Regions from separate parts of the Homo sapiens genome. Here region 2 is linked to region 1. A link is an interaction called in ENCODE POLR2A ChIA-PET data of the cell type or tissue named here. Cell type or tissue: OCI-LY7. All regions are shown on one strand.

Region 1 (8,000 bases):
GTTGCCTCTTAGCCTCCCAAAGCTTTCAGCCTACTTGGGAAAGCAAGCATTAAGAAAATAAGTTCAAGGCCAGGCACAGTAGTTCACTCCTGTAATCCCAGCATTTTGGGAAGCTGAGGCAGGAGGACCACTTAAGCTCAGGAATTCCAGACTAGCCCTGGCAATATAGCAAGATCTTGCCTCCATAAATAAATAAATAAGCCAGGCATGTTGTCACATGCCCTCAATCCCAGCTACTTGGGGGACTGAGGTGGGAAGATAACTTGAGCCGGAGAGATCGAGGCTGCAGTGAGGCCTGATCATGCCATTGCACTTTAGCCTGGGTGACAGACCCAGACCCTGTCTCAAAAAAAAAAAAAAAAGAAAAGAAAAAAAAGAAAAAGAAAATAAGTAAATAAGTTCAAGTGTGAAGTGATTCACCTGTTCTTATAAAATGACAGAAGCTGGTGGCCTACAGTTTGTAGAGTTGGGATGTCTGCCTCTTTGAAGAAATGACAGTTAAGCTGAGATATGAATAGAAATAAGAGTTGGTCAAGAAATACAAGTCAAGCTTATGATGACTCTTACAGAAGCAATTTTAATAATAAGATACACTGACTCTTTCTCAGTTGAATCTTTGGAATATCATCTTTGTCACTCACAACACCTTGATATTTTTCACCCAGCTTCATTTCAGGGTCTCTAACATAGCCCTCATGTCATAGATTCTACTAAGTGTCAGCTCATTCCCTGAGAGATGAGCCACAGTTCCAGTGTTTTTTGTTTGTTTGTTTTTGTTTTTGTTTTTTTCGGATTCCAGTTTTGTTCAGAGTAATAAGGGGTAAGTGACTTAAGAGGCAAATACCACTGAAGTATGAGCTGTGAAAATATCCCAAAGAAACACAGGGCAGGCTGGGGTGATACAGCACATCAGAAAGGCACAGATATGAGTTCTCCAAGACTAGCTGTGTTTGCAGCAAGATTCTGTGGCCTCAGGAATCCTGGTTGGGGACCCCAAGCTGACCTGCAAAGCCAACACTGATGACTGCCCAGGGCTGCCAGACAGAACAGTCTATGTTATCACAGCAAAGGAGCTCAGGGATAAAAGACCGAAGGAAGGTTTCAGCAGGAGTCCTGTAGATGACCAGGAAGGCTTGTGGGAGGGGAAAAGAGAGACGCATAAAGGGCCCCCCGACTTTGGGGATGCAGCAATCTGGGATTCAGTTCCATGTGTTACTCCCTTGCTGGGCAATGTAAACTAGTCTCTAGGTCATGCAGAGCCTTAATATATGAACTAAGACTGCAAACTGTAGCACTTAGAGACAGTGCACATATGGCAATGAACATCCATCTTGGCACTTGATAGTGTGCAGTAAGAAATAGATATTTTTATTATCGACAGTTGTTAGAAACCAGACTGGGTTTAAGATACGTTCAGACAGGGATGGGTGCACAAAGAACACACAGCAGATGCTGTCTGGAATTGGTGGGGCAGCAAGCTGGGAAGACAGAAAAGCAACCTGTATCAGGGCTCTTCTCTCCCTGAAAAGGTACAAGAGGAGCAGAGGAGAGAATGCATGCATGGCAGGGCCCCGGGAACCCGGACTCAGGCCAGAGCAGCACCAAGGATAAGTTGGGCTCAGCAGCAGCAGCAGCAGCAGCAGCAACAGCAGCAGCAGCAGCAACAGCAGCAGCAGCAGCAGCAGCAGCAGCAGCAGCAAAGCTTTTTTGATGTGGTGACAGTGAATCCTACAGATCCAGTGCCCGGGATTCTGCAGCCACCACCGCAGTCCTCATGACTGGTGACTTTCCCTCTGCTTTAGGCACCAGCTGGTCTGAGGAGACAAGGCAGTAATTAGAATAATTAGGACAAATCATCACAGTGAATTAATGAATCACCAGCCTCCCCCTGGCACGATGGAAGGGTTCAACAAAGAGTGTAACTCCTGGAAATGCCATGGACAATAAATATTCCTGAACTTCTGTGGCACTGCCCGTGTCCAGGGGACAGTTCATTAGGAGGAAAACAACTTTCCCTGTTCCAGATTTGGCTGATCTGGCCAATTTGAACACATGTTTAACTGAATTTTTATTAAGATAAGATCCTGGGGGTTAGACCATGTGACAACATGAAAGCATTACAAATGCAATTATTAAGGTGGAGCCACATGCAAATGATCTTTCTCTAAAAAGAGAGAAAAAGTAAAAACACTACAGGGTTCATTTTCCTTTACTCTGGTTCCTGAACTACAGGCAGGATTTTGGCATTTCAGCAGACAGTCATTGTGATGTGTGACCGTATTTCATTCACCAGGAATCAGCGGGTACAAAGCACTGAGTTTCATATGACGCACATACTGTGATATAGACACTATGCTAAACATGTGACATAAAGGGGTTTTGGTATTTAATACTCACAATAATTATATAAAATATATGTTATTATCTCCAGATTACATAAGAGAAAACTAAAAGTTAGATCGATTATGTACCCTGCCTGAGGTTGCACAGAGAGGAAATGATGGATGAGACTCCCGTCAAGAGTCCACTTCTCTGCCTATTTTCTTCTTAACGTGACTCCACAAGTCGCTATTATAGTAGCTTTGTCTTGTTGAGAATTGCTTCTCTGCTCTGCAGCACTTTCCTGAAAAATAAAGCCTGATTAGCTGAGATTGACGTGTAAGGTAAAATGTAAAAGACTTTGCATTCAATGATTGTACATACCCTCTACTGTGCCAGAGTGTCCCTCAAATTTGCTCTTCTGTTCTTTGAATTCTGAAACTGAATGCATTTTGAGTTGCTGGTGTTCATTCAGAAAATTAATTTGGAAGGAACAAACAAGAAACTTTATTTTCCAGGTGTGTAGCTGTCATCAGTAATGTTCTGGACAAACATCTGTAATATCACCAATGGCAGAAGACCAGCATGGAAGAAATAACCTTCAGATTGGTGCAATCATTGCTCTGAGTCTTCTAGAGCTAACAAATAATAGACATTTGCAAGATGGTGGTAAAGTCATCCAGGAGGCATTGAGGAAGGTTGACGCAGATAATATTTCCTCAAGAGGATGGGCCCAGGCTCTGTGATCTAGCCAACACAGGTGCATGAAAAACAAGTTTAAAAAAATTACTTCAGGTTCCTAATGACTTTGGAGAAATGGGATAATTACCCATCATACCATTTCTGTCAAAACCCAATGACTTTGAGATTGGATGATGGCACCCATGTATTCTTATCTTTCAGACAAGAAGAACTACCATTCAACACATTTCCTCATTTAAATATCATAACACAGTTAGAAGACAGACAATATTTATTCCCATTATGAGGAAAAAAAGAAAAATTGAGTCTTGCAGACAGTAGGCAAAACTAAGAGGGTCACAGTCAAATACTAATAGAACTGGGATTCACAACTGTCTTTAAGGACAGAATTTCAGGCATCTGAAAATGACTATATGTATATGTTTGTTTATGTACACGTGTATGTACATGTATGTATACATAAATGCATATACTTTGAAGAGTGGAATAATTTCAGTGCTCTTCAAATCACTCCACATTTTTATGTTTAAGTATATAATGTCACCTCCTTACTACAGTCTTGAAATGTAACTTTTTAAAATGATATCTTAAAACTGTAAAGGAGTGGTAGGCTAGAAATCCTATTAGCCAAGTCTCTTATTTTATTAAAAAAAAAAAAAAAAAAAGGACTCAAAGCCCCAAGGGCTGTGCCGAATTGCACAGGACTCACAGAAAGCTAGTACCTGAGCCAGAAATTTCACCAGGGGTCTTCTGTGCCAATCACAGCCTTTATCCTGCTTTTAGTCCTCGGCCTCATCGGTGGCAAAGCATTCAGACACTACACACACACACCCCAAGGGGAAGAAAAGCTATTTTTCGTCCCAGATTGCATTTCCTTTTCTGAAACCTCCACTAACTCTTCTCCTGGAACGCCCAGGTATTCACTCTATTAGCATCCTCTCTGAAGAAACAGAAAAGGTGATTAGAAACAAAGGAAGAAAAGCTAGGGAAACTCCTACTCCCGCCTGCCGCTTTGAATGCCACTCCGATGTCCTCCACTTTCTTTACATATTCCCCTGCGCTGCGTGCCTATTGTGAGCACTAATGAACCTGCAGCCGGCCTCCAGGAGAGCGCTGCAGACGCACCTGGCGCCCAGAGAGGCGGACCAGGCTGCCCCAAAGGGAGCAGCCAGATGCAGGAGGAGGAGGCTTCCCAGAGAAGACTTCCACTGCCGGCTTCTTTTCTTCTGTCTTCCGAAGGAAAAAAAAAAGAAGTCAGGGAGGAATTCAATAACAACTCAGCCAAACACCAAGACAGCCACAAAAGAATAGCCTCTTCCAGAAGGTGGGATGAATAGCGAAGCATCCAAGGGAGGCCACCGGCGCTCCTCGGGCGCTCTGAGCGGCCCCTTACACAGGGCGATCTGCATTCCTAAGAATTAGAAGATTCTAGTGCGGTCCACAGGCTCCGTGCCCATTCCCCTCTGACACTTTCTTTGTTCTGCTTTAGGAATTTGTTAAGTTTGGGCTTATGTTCCTGCTGGAGGAGCAACGCTGGCACCTGAATTACAGCCCGATGGCGGGGGATGAGCTGAGTGCTGAGCCTCCGCGAGGGAAGCGCTGTTCAAGCTGCTGGTTGACTTTTCCTGGGGCTGGGGGATCCACCTTCACCAGTCAGCAGAAGTTAGACCGCCTCACAGGCACTCTGTGTTGCTCTCAGTGCTGGAGGCCAGGACCTGAGGGCCGAGGACAGAGCTTGGACAGAGAGGACCGCAGCCTGGGTTTCCCTTGGCCACTGGGAGCACTGGCATCCTTGGCCAAGTTACTGCTTCCCTTTGACGCTCAGCTTCCTCCTGTGTTAATATTTATTTGGTCTGAGGCAGTGCTCTCAGATATGAAACCCATCTCCAAAGAAAATTTTACAAGGAAGCCCTATTTGTAGAACAAATAGAAACTACTCTAATTAAAGCAGCTGGAAGATGAGTAGGGTGTTAGACCGAGGAATTTTAATATTTGTTATACTTAACATCTGGAAACCAATCGTTTCAAGTATAATTCTTGATTACTTACTTTGGCTGAAGCTGCTCACAAAAAAACAAGATATTCTCTGACCACCTAATGAAAACACTCTGCCCCCGGGAGCTCTCTGTGCCTTACACTGACGTACTTTTCCTTCTACTGTTTATCGCCTCTGATGCTATATTATGAATTTATTTGCTTATGTCCTTATTGTATATTTTTCTCATTAGACGCACACTCCATCAGGATCAGGGTTCTTTTCGTTTTATTTGCCATTATATTTCTAGCACTCAAAATAACGCCTGGCACATAATAAATACTTGTTGAATATATGTCTGGATTTCCCAGAATTTAATTGGAATTCTCATGTTCCCCCAAACTTGTATACATGTAGGGCCACCTCAAAGTCTGAGCGGTGAGATGAGTGTTCCCTTGCTCAAGAGTTATTTTCTCTGGGGGAAAAAAATTGAGATGTTTAATTCCTAAGAAGTGCAAATTCTACATATTTTGCTGTACCAAAAATAATCACCCTCTTCATAAAAATTTCAAAGGCACAAGGAGGACCTCAGCATGCATTCCAGAAAAAAAGGCTGAAAAGGGTAGAGCAGCAGAGGCTGGTGCCATACAGTCGACCCATGAGCACTGTGTATGTATGGCCAGGGAGCTCCAGGACACCACTCATCAACTAGAGAGCTCTATAATCAGCAGCAGAGAGCAGGCAGCCTCAGGCTTCAGACTCCTAAAAGTTTTGACTGCATCCCAGGAAATGTCTGAAAATTTGAACAAGTGTGAATTACTGGGTTATTAACACAATTCTTCACAATGGTTCAGGTGCCCTTAGAAGACTTTCGGCCCCTCTTAGGGATGGTGCTAGCCTTTCCCTCTGGAGGAGAATTGCGCAGCGGAAGGAGGCCAGGCTTGGGCTTTAGAGTTGTGTTAAAACTCAGTTCAAATCTACTACTCACTGATTCTGGGAACTTCGAATTTCTATGTCTTACATGTAAAATAAGGTTAGACATAGCTCTCTAATAGGAGTTTGTAATAATTGCAGATACTGTTTATAAAACATCCACCATAGTGCAGAACACAGAGCATTATTATTTTCCACCACTATGACTATAGTTGATGCAATATTAAAAGGTAAGATGCATATATTAACTTCAGTCAACATAAAGAGACATTCTGTGTGGCTACATTACAGCATAAAGCAAGGATGAAGCATAAACCTTCTGAAAATCCAGTGTTTATTAACATAGCTAAGATAAATGGCACTGCCCACAATATACAAAATAAGGGAAAAACATTTAATCTCTCTGTTTCTTTCTGTCTTTTACTTTACTTTTCAAATTGATGGAAAAAGTTCTTTCCACTTTGTTTAAAGTAATTCAATTCAGATACGAGGTCTCAATATATGACTCTGACTTTAACACATTCCAAATTCTTTTCAAATGTATTTTAAATATAAAAAATGTAACCAAACAAAATGTTTTCACTCATAATTTAGTTTCAAGATGGTAGCCTGAATCACAAGGTATAATTCACGGTCCTTCTATAGTATTTGGCAATATGCTTTAGAAGGAAATATGCTCAATGTTTAAAATCTTGGGCTCTGGAGAAGAAAATTCCCAGAACTGTCACTTCTGAGCTGACTGAATTTGGCCCAACTGTAAAATGGTTCTAATAGCCTCTATCTCTTGGGGATGCTATGAGGATGAATTTAAATATGCATATAAAACATTTTTAATAGAACTTGACACATTATAAGCCTTCAAAGAATGTTTTCTGCTGTAATTTTTTATTATTTTGTTTTTATCATCAAAAGTTATAAAGCAGATATTGAAAAATGTCACATCTTTAAAACCCCTCACAGAAAGCAATAATTTTTTTTTTTTTCCTAAGGGTAATGTGGACCTTTGACTCATGCCAGTTGAGCAGAATACTGTTTGTTCCAAACACTATCAAATTTCTCAAAATTGATCTTCAAAGATTTAAAGCAGAGTGGTGTCTACATAATAATGAATATCTACAAACAAAAGAAAATATTAATGATGTATACAGATGTTCCCAAACATATGAGTTGCTTTCTTAAAAATAATCCTGTACTTCTTTAGTGTACAAAGACTTAGATATTTTAATTTCTTAGATCTAGTAAACATAACAATCATTATACTCAAGATGAGTTTACCCAAAATGCACATTTCTCAAATAAAGTCAAAACTATACATGATACTTAAGCAATCAAAAGTTTCATAATTAATTAAAGAAAGATCCAGGGACATAGAACAAAATTTGGTTAAAGGTGAAAAATCTTTTAGTGCTTTGTCAATTCTCATTATCAGGACTTTTTTCTCTGACTTTTTTCCTCTGTCCTGTAGACATCATCCTTCCAAAACCAAGAGAGCCACAATCCTTGTCTCTGAATTGAATAATCATTCTATTCTGTTGCTTTTCCAAACTTCTCCAGATCACAGAAGTTTGGAGTTAGAAGCGCTCTTACCCAGGGGGTGTCTAGCATGGCGGTTCAGGAAATGCACTGTGGAAGCCTATAGACTTGGCTTTAGAATAAGTTTGGCCATTTATGAACTCTAGTTCTCTTCGCACAAGTTACCAAATGTCATCAAGCTTCACTTGCCCCAACTATAAAATGAAGCTAACAACAACAACCTTGCAGGGTTGTTAAGGAGACTGAATTAAAAAATGGATATGAAGTGCTCAACTCAATGGCATAATAGAACTTGTTTCTTTTCCGTAAGATGATACTTGCTCAGAATGTAATTGGATGAGCCTCAGAATGCAATGTTTCATGGTATTTTCCCAGAAAAATAATTCATTTATTGAAATATTAGACTATGTTGAAAGATATTTAAACGAAGCTGAATGGAAGATAATAATATTAATACTAAATATCACAGACACTCTAGGTATGAATATAAAAAACTGTCCATTTATCTTACAAGATCTTGATCCTTTTGGCTGGTTTG
Region 2 (8,000 bases), 150 kb after region 1:
TAAGGCTCAAACCACCGGAGTGACTGAAGTTAACTCTTGTCACATGTTTGTTTTGCCATCAGGCTGATAATAACCTTAAAAGCCATCTTTATATTACCAAAATTAAAAAAGGTGTCTTCAGAAGCATTGGAGTATCTCTTCATGCAAAGTTGGATTCAGAATGCTAAGATAATGGAAAATGAAAAGAAAATGATTATTGTGGTAGATTCTGTGAGTCAGTCTTTGTTCTCTCCCGTAACTCCAAACTCATTTCAAAAAGCATGAAATGCTATCAGTTAATGGAGGCAAGTTAAAGATGGCCATATTATAACTGAAGAAGGGCTGCTAAATGTTTAGATAATAGTCATCAATTTGCCATCATTGGCAGACATCTCCCCTGAGAGTCCTTTCATAAATTCTCCAGCTCAATGCACCCAGAAGAAATCTACTCCTAGGCAGCATTACAGATTGCCAGCTGTGAAGAGCCTGCCCCACCCCTTGTCACAGCTCAGAGAGTTTGCATGACAAAAGAATAATTGAATTGGTAATGCAACAGTACATGACATAGATCACCATTTTGCAACAGGAATGTTCAAGTCATGAATAATGAAGTGATTTCCTCCAGAGTAATTTATGGAACAGGTACATTAGCAAAGCAAGCTCCTGTAGGTGTGAAAATGCACCCACCTCTGACCCAGGGGAGCTCAGTGAGGTCTCTCAGCTCATTTAAATCCCTTTCATTGTGACTTCCGCTTAGAGCAGGTAGCAGGGCAGCAGGTATGACGAAGGGGGGATATTTTTGTTTCATTATATTTTATTTTTTTTAATGCCTTGTGGTATCTTGCCACAAGAGTAAGAGAGAGGTTTTCTAAAGCAGTTTAATATTGAACATCAAGCAGTTGCCAAGGAATCATAACCTCTGATCATTTCTGGCCTCTATTGAGTTTGAGTCGTTACTTCTGGTCACATTACTGAATGCAAACCACTCAACAGTTAGTGCTTCCAACAGGTTAGCTGTCGGGAAACTGATATGTGGGAAAATAAGACTCCATGTTTAGACACTGAAAAAATTATCTTTTCTCATTTACAAAACTCTAAATTATTTATAACAAAGATTTGATTTGAAGAATAAAAGAGTTTGTACTTCTTAAGAAAAAGGTCCTGAGGAATTGCTATTTACTCTTACATCAATAGAGAAACCATCTTAGCAGAGCATTACAACACTGCAAGAAAAGGGGAGAGAATGAGGGAAATGGCATTGTTTTAGGAAGATTTGATTCAACTATTGGAATCAGCGGAGAAGGATACTTCAAAATATGGAAATTTGGCATGATAAGCACTTTAAATTAAAAGAAATTGGGAGGCCTTAGAAGCTGCCTCAGAACCAAAAATTTTCTAACCTTCTCTTGTTTCTCACCCACCGCCCAACCCCCAAGCACACGGAGGGACTGTCTCTGGAATTCCCTAATCTGATAAAGGAAAATTTGTCCCCAAAGAAATGCAATTGCCTTTGCCCCACTGCCTAGGAATCTCATCAAATAACAAGGGAAGATTTATCACCAGAGAAGAGAAGAGGCTAAAAATCATCACCATACCCAGACAGATTTTTTGTCTGTTTTTCTGAGGGCAGCTCTGAGAGATTACCTGAAAGACTTCATTTGCATAATAAGACAAGCTTTGTTCACAGTGAAGTTCTTACCTTCCACGAGATCCCCCAGAGCTCAGAGAAACTTTGTTCCAAGCCATCGTTCTTTGAGCTCAATCATTTGCCCCCCATATTATTTAAACCCCTCTAAATATGGCCTACAGACCTCACATTTAAGCCTCAACCATCTAGCCCCTCTTTGAGTCTCCTTTCTGTGGGACTCCCAAGTGTATATGCACATTAATAAATTTGTTGTGACGTTTTCCCCTATTAATCTGTCTATTGTTAGTCATTTTAGTGAAACTTCAATGGGCAGAGAGGAAGCATTCCCTCTACACTTACATAAGCAAGAAGGTCTAAGAGAAAGCCCACTGGATTCTCTTGCCAACTAGACTGTATTGTTAGCAATAATTAGAGAAAACAAAAGTGGATTAAATACAAGAATCATGATCATTACCACAATAATAGTAACAATAGCCACTATTTATTCAGTTTTTACTGTTTATCAGATACTGTGCCAAGCATTTTCCATACGTTTTCTTATTTCATTTTACCAGTACCTCCATAGCATTGGTAATATGTGTGTTCTCATTTTGTAGATAAGAAACCAGAATATCAGAAATTTTAAGTAACTTGATGAAAATCAACAAATGACTGAACTAGAAAGCAAGCCTAGCTTTATTTTTTCCCAAAGGATCAAATTATTGTTTTTACCCAGCCACATGAAAATCAAATCAAACAAACCAAGGAGAACATAAATTATTCTTACAAAAAGCCTGAATTCAGCCCTTTTTTGCACCAAGCACCATGTGAGGCACTAGCAATACAAAAATGAAGAAAAAGTCTCTGCCTTCAGGTTGCCCACAGTCTAGTAGGGAAGTAAAGTCATAAACAAATATTCCTATGTGTTTTAATTTTGGTACATAATGGATAGTATCTCAATCTAGGTGCTTTACGTACAAGGCAAATAAATGAACTCTGGGCAACTAAAGCAGGAAATGATCTGTACAGAAAAATAGAGAATAGTTGTATAAGGACAACACACTTAAGTAACAGTGGATGAACTCAGCAGAGGCTTGATTATTGTTGATGTGGTAATCTGAAACAGTGGGGTATCTGCCAAACAGTGACCCAGGGAGTGAGGCTGCTTCCACGTTGCAGTTCTGCCTCCAAGTGGTTTTGAAGGAAGAGAATGATCGAGGAGGCACATTGGTTTTTATCTCCTTGGGTCCAGAAGCTAACATGTCATACATTCTCACAGTCTATTGGCCAGAACCAGTCACATGCCCCAAATTAACTTCAGAGAAGGATGAGATGACTGGTGGGCAGGAGCACTCTGGTTTACAGAACTAACAGTAAGATGACAGCGGTGGATATGAGGCGAGAATGCAACCAGGACACCCTAGGGAACTTGGCCATCTCATCAGGACCCCTCCTGCTGGAGTGAACGAACACCATTTTTCTTTCTTTACGTCTCTTCACTTGAGAGATGTCACATGTTGCCCAGATGAAGACAGAAGCATCTTGATTTATAGCCCACCAATACCACATGCAAAGAGAAAGAGAAGCTAATCCCCAAAAGGGAAATAAGGAGAAATAGGCATTAAAAGGTGAATGAGAATTTTTAGGTAAAAAGAGGGAGGGGGAAAAACATTAAGGAAAACCCACAGAAAACAAAAATGGCATGCCGACCCAGGAAGCTTCTTGCTGTTTTTGATGACTGGTACTGAGTCCATGAGACAAAAGAGATGACACTGGAGATGCTGAGCAGTGGCCATCATACAGAGTGTTGTTTGATCATTTAATTCTTTTTTTTTAAATTTATTATTATACTTTAAGTTTTAGGGTACATGTACACAATGTGCAGCTTAGTTACATATGTATACATATGCCATGCTGGTGCGCTGCACCCACTAACTCGTCATCTAGCATTAGGTATATCTCCCAATGCTATCCTTCCCCCCGCTACCCCACAACAGTCCCCAGATTGTGATGTTCCCCTTCCTGTGTCCATGTGTTCTCATTGTTCAGTTCCCACCTATGAGTGAGAATATGTGGTGTTTGGTTTTTTGTTCTTGTGATAGTTTACTGAGAATGATGATTTCCAATTTCATCCATGTCCCTACAAAGGACATGAACTCATCATTTTTTATGGCTGCATAGTATTCCATGGTGTATATGTGCCACATTTTCTTAATCTAGTCTATCATTGTTAGACATTTGGGTTGGTTCCAAGTCTTCGCTATTGTGAATAGTGCCGCAATAAACATACGTGTGCATGTGTCATTTAATTCTATCAGCTGTAAGCAAATGGTGCAAACTGGGGTGCAACCCACCCCAGGTCAGTGGACTGCCCTCTGCACCCTGAAAGTCATTCTGTTGTTCCCAAAATCTGAACATTGAGAAGAAATCACAAGTAAAGTAACACCTCTGCTTCTTCTTCGCAAACAGACTTGCCCACACATTCACATACATGTGCCCCCACATACACACATACATGTGTCTATACACGTATGCACACGTATAAACTCACATATGCCTACACACATCCACATACACACTCATGTGTCCCCACATACAAAAAGGCTTTCATGGAAAGGTGAAAGCAAAAGAGACACAAAAATCTCCAAGCTATCCCTAGTTTCAAAATTTGACATTGTCAATTGTGGAGAGTCCTTGCAAAGATTTAAATGGAGATGCACATGATCAAGTAAACTCAAAATAAAATTACTCTGGATTTAATGACACACTAGAGATGAAGGAAAGTCCTAGACTAGAAACTACATTGGTTCTTCTATCACTGCCTAGTGATGTGACCTCTGATGACTTGCTGGAATTTACCTAGACTCAGTTTTTTCATTATTATCACTATGGGACAATATTGTTTTCTTACTGGGGGTTCCAAATAAGAGCACGTGAAAGTGATTTAAAATTAATATGCATTCTATAGAAGTTCACTTTTCAAGTGGAAGCCCTCATCCATTTGTTCTGAAACCTAAAATACTTTTGGGCATAGACTCTAATAGACATAGTTCTGAAAGACAAGACATGGGAGGGAAGGGAGAATCCAGGGTTTGAGAAGACATAAAGTTCTTGCCTCTCCTTCAGGCTGCTCTGGGTTACTACCTAACACTGCTGATCACATAAGGTGCCAGTAATTGGCATTATGTACTCAGACTGATCAGTAATAATCCACTGAAACTAGAGAAAATCCATTTGTAAGCATTTAATTTTTGAAATGAAATTTCAAAGTGCAATTTTGGTCCTCACTAATGGCAAAGGCATAGTTAATTCAAGCTAGTTTCAACCAGATATAGAGAAATATAAAAATAGATCAGTCTGTTTAGTCCAAGAAAAATAATACAAAGTGTCAGTTAAATAATTATCACTAGGTAAAAGACCTATCTCTGTTCTGAGGAAAGAACAAAAATAAATAAAAACAGAGATTTGCTTTACCTACAAAAAATTCAAGTTATACATAAGGAGGAAGCTTAAACAATAGCTAATCCAGACAAATCATTAAGCAGAAAGAAGGCATAAAGTGAAAAATACTGTGAACTAGGAGAAAGAAAGTTATATTCTTGTCTCACTGGTAAAAAATGTGCCTTGGGACGTCACTTAATTATTTTGGTCTCAAAGCCCTAAGTAATAAAGCATAAGTAATATACAAAAAAATGCCTCTCTTCTCAAAAACTATCCTTCATCCAGCACCTCTAGTTTTTATTAGTTGCACATTATCCTCCTGGTCAGCCAGAATCAGACTCCAGAGCTATCCTTAATTCCTATCTCCTCACTCTGGCCACCTATGGATGATCTATCTCTTGATTATTCTACATTCCTGATTCTCACCTCCACTCGAAGTCCTTACAACTCCTTGCCTGGGTTGTAGTCAAGGTCCTAGGTGGTCTCTCAGCCTTGTGTGGCTCCACAGTCCAGGCCACTGGCTCACTGCTAGCTGGCAGGTTAATCTTGTACTGAGCTGTGGCTGTGTTCGCTGACTTGAGAGAAGCTTTCCCTGACTCCATTAAGTGAAATGCTGTTGTTTTTTATGATAACTTTAGGGCTATTTGAAAGTTTGCTCCAAAATATCTTTCTGAAAGTATACCTCAATTCAACTTTTTTTCTTGAAATTCCCTATGATCCAACCAAATTCTCTGTAGATTTATTCTAAATACTCCTTTTAGATGTGCACTTCTAGAAAGATGGAGCAACAGGGATTAGAGTCACTCTCCTGCCAGAACAACTAAGACACTGGATGCAATGGTTTTAGAGGCAATGGACAGTAGGCAACAAAAAGCCGTCATGTCTGAAAAACAAATAAGGTAGGACAGCACATGTACCAATTTTCCCCTTGCAGACAATTTCTAGATCACAAAAACAGGACAGGGAACCCAGGTGACGCTTGGAAGTGTCCCTGAACTGAAGAGATGGAACTGGGAGGCTACAGAGGACCAGGCAGCTAGAATTTACAAGGCCAAATTCCAGAAAGGAGAGAGCTGTCCCCAGAGAGTGTTCCAGAAGTATGCAAATGGTCTCACTCAAATCTTGAGCTGTCTGCTAATCAGGACATGTGAGTAGAGAAACTACTGAGGCCAAGGAAATAGCCATGCCCCCCAAATTAGAAGAAATGATACCTGGAACTCACACAGGCATAGAAATAATTCCCCTTCTCACCACCCAGAGTAGAAAGCCTTATAACTAACTCAAAGAGCAGCGGGTAAAGTACTCAGAAACATTCTGCTTCATTCGTTGGTAAAACTCGTGCTAAACTAAACATTGTTCTGATTTTGCCCAATAAAACGTACAAGAAAAATGAGAAAGGGTAAAACTGTTTCCAAGTAACATAACTGCATGCCAGAACAGAACTGAAGAATGCTGTATTTATAGATACACAAAACATGCAGCACCAAACAAAGTAAATTTTACAGTGACAAGCATTCAATTAAAAAATCATGGCTGGGTGCCGTGGCTCATGCTTGTAATACCAGCACTTTGGGAGGTCGAAGCAGGCAGGTCATGAGGTTAAGAGATCGAGACCATCCTGGCCAATATGGTGAAACCCCATCTCAACTAAAAATGCAAAAATTAGCTGGGCATGGTGGCGCGCACCTGTAGTCCCAGCTACTCGGGATGCTGAGGCAGGAGAATCACTTGAACCCGGGATGCAGAGGTTGCAGTGAGCCAAGATCGTGCCCCTGCATTCCAGCTTGGGTGACAGAGTGAGACTCTGTCTCAAAAAAAAAAAAAAAAAAAAATTCACTAGGCATGCACAGAATCAGGAACCACTCAATGATGCAAAATTGTGAGAAAAATAAATCAATCCAAACTAATCTAGAAACGACATAGATGACAGGCTTAATAGACAAAGACAATAAAAATCATTATAACTATACTGCATATAATCAAGAAGCTAGAGAAAAGCTTAAATATGTTAAGAAAACACAGAAAGATTAAAAAGTAGATGAAAGTTTAACTTCTAGAGGTGCAAACTACAACATCTGTGGTTAAAAACACACTTAATAAGATCACCAGCAGATTAGACCTTGCAAAAGGAAAGATTAGTAAACTTGAAGACATGGCAATAGAAACTGTCCAAAATGAAACAGAAAGAAAAAAAGAGCAGGAGAACAAAACGGGATAGAGCATCAATGAACTGTGGGGTAATTTCAAGCAGCCCAATATAATTGGAGCACTCAGAAGAGAAGAGAGGGAAAGGGCAGAAAACAGTATTTGGAGAAACAATGACTGAAACGTCTCCAAATTTAATGAAAAATTTAAGTTCATAGATCTTAGACTCTCAGTGAATTCTAAGCAAAAATCAAACAAAACTACACTAAGGTATGTTAGAAGCAATTTGCTGAAAACTGATAGTAGAGGGAAAAATCTTAAAAGCAGCCAGAAAAAGTTATACATTATATATAAAGAACAAATATAAGAATGATTCTAAATGGCCCTTTCCTATTCCCCTTCAGACCCTAAAAGATGAAGAATAGAAACTACCATCTCTTTATGGAGTCTGAATAAAGTCCAGACTGCTTTTCAAATCGAGGTTCGTGACTAAAGGGATACAACTGATTCCAAGAATGGGATCTTACTTTGTAATGTCCTTCCTGCCAATCTGGGCATTTCTTTTTACTAGTGGTCTGTTTCTCATGGTGACATTTGAATCAATAGATGTTTTATGAGTGCCTGCTCTGTGCAAAAGATTCACTTATCTAGAGCCTATTGCAATTTGCAGCTTAACCTGAAGCAAAATCAAGACAAGAGCACAACAGCCTGGGTGCTAAGTCTCAGCTTGACACTTAGTTCTGCCAGTCACTTAGAACACACTTTCTGCCTACATGGTCAATGAGAAAAGTGGAGCTGGGTGGTATTT

The links. ChIA-PET counts read pairs that join two places held together with the same protein. Peaks named below come from ENCODE experiments on the same cell type or tissue, not always from the same donor. Only the 100,000 strongest peaks of a DNase experiment are listed, where the experiment ranks them.
Region 2: POLR2A ChIA-PET joins it to region 1 with 12 read pairs; 2 of 35 experiments call an interaction of 5 or more read pairs at or near these places.

What each region holds. Positions count from the first base shown.
Region 1 is chr2:122,657,603-122,665,602 of GRCh38, reverse strand. It overlaps LOC107985943 (a long non-coding RNA gene), which reads right to left and starts at 6,386. Exons shown (of 2, transcript XR_001739690.2): 1 at 2,704-6,386; 2 at 558-2,623. RefSeq lists an enhancer at 3,750-4,408. In OCI-LY7, no CTCF peak of the experiment used is centred here; no DNase peak of the experiment used is centred here.
Region 2 is chr2:122,509,551-122,517,550 of GRCh38, reverse strand. No RefSeq gene overlaps it. Among named protein-coding and RNA genes, the nearest start is that of LINC01826, 560 kb to the left of the region's middle. RefSeq lists an enhancer at 176-1,102. In OCI-LY7, no CTCF peak of the experiment used is centred here; no DNase peak of the experiment used is centred here.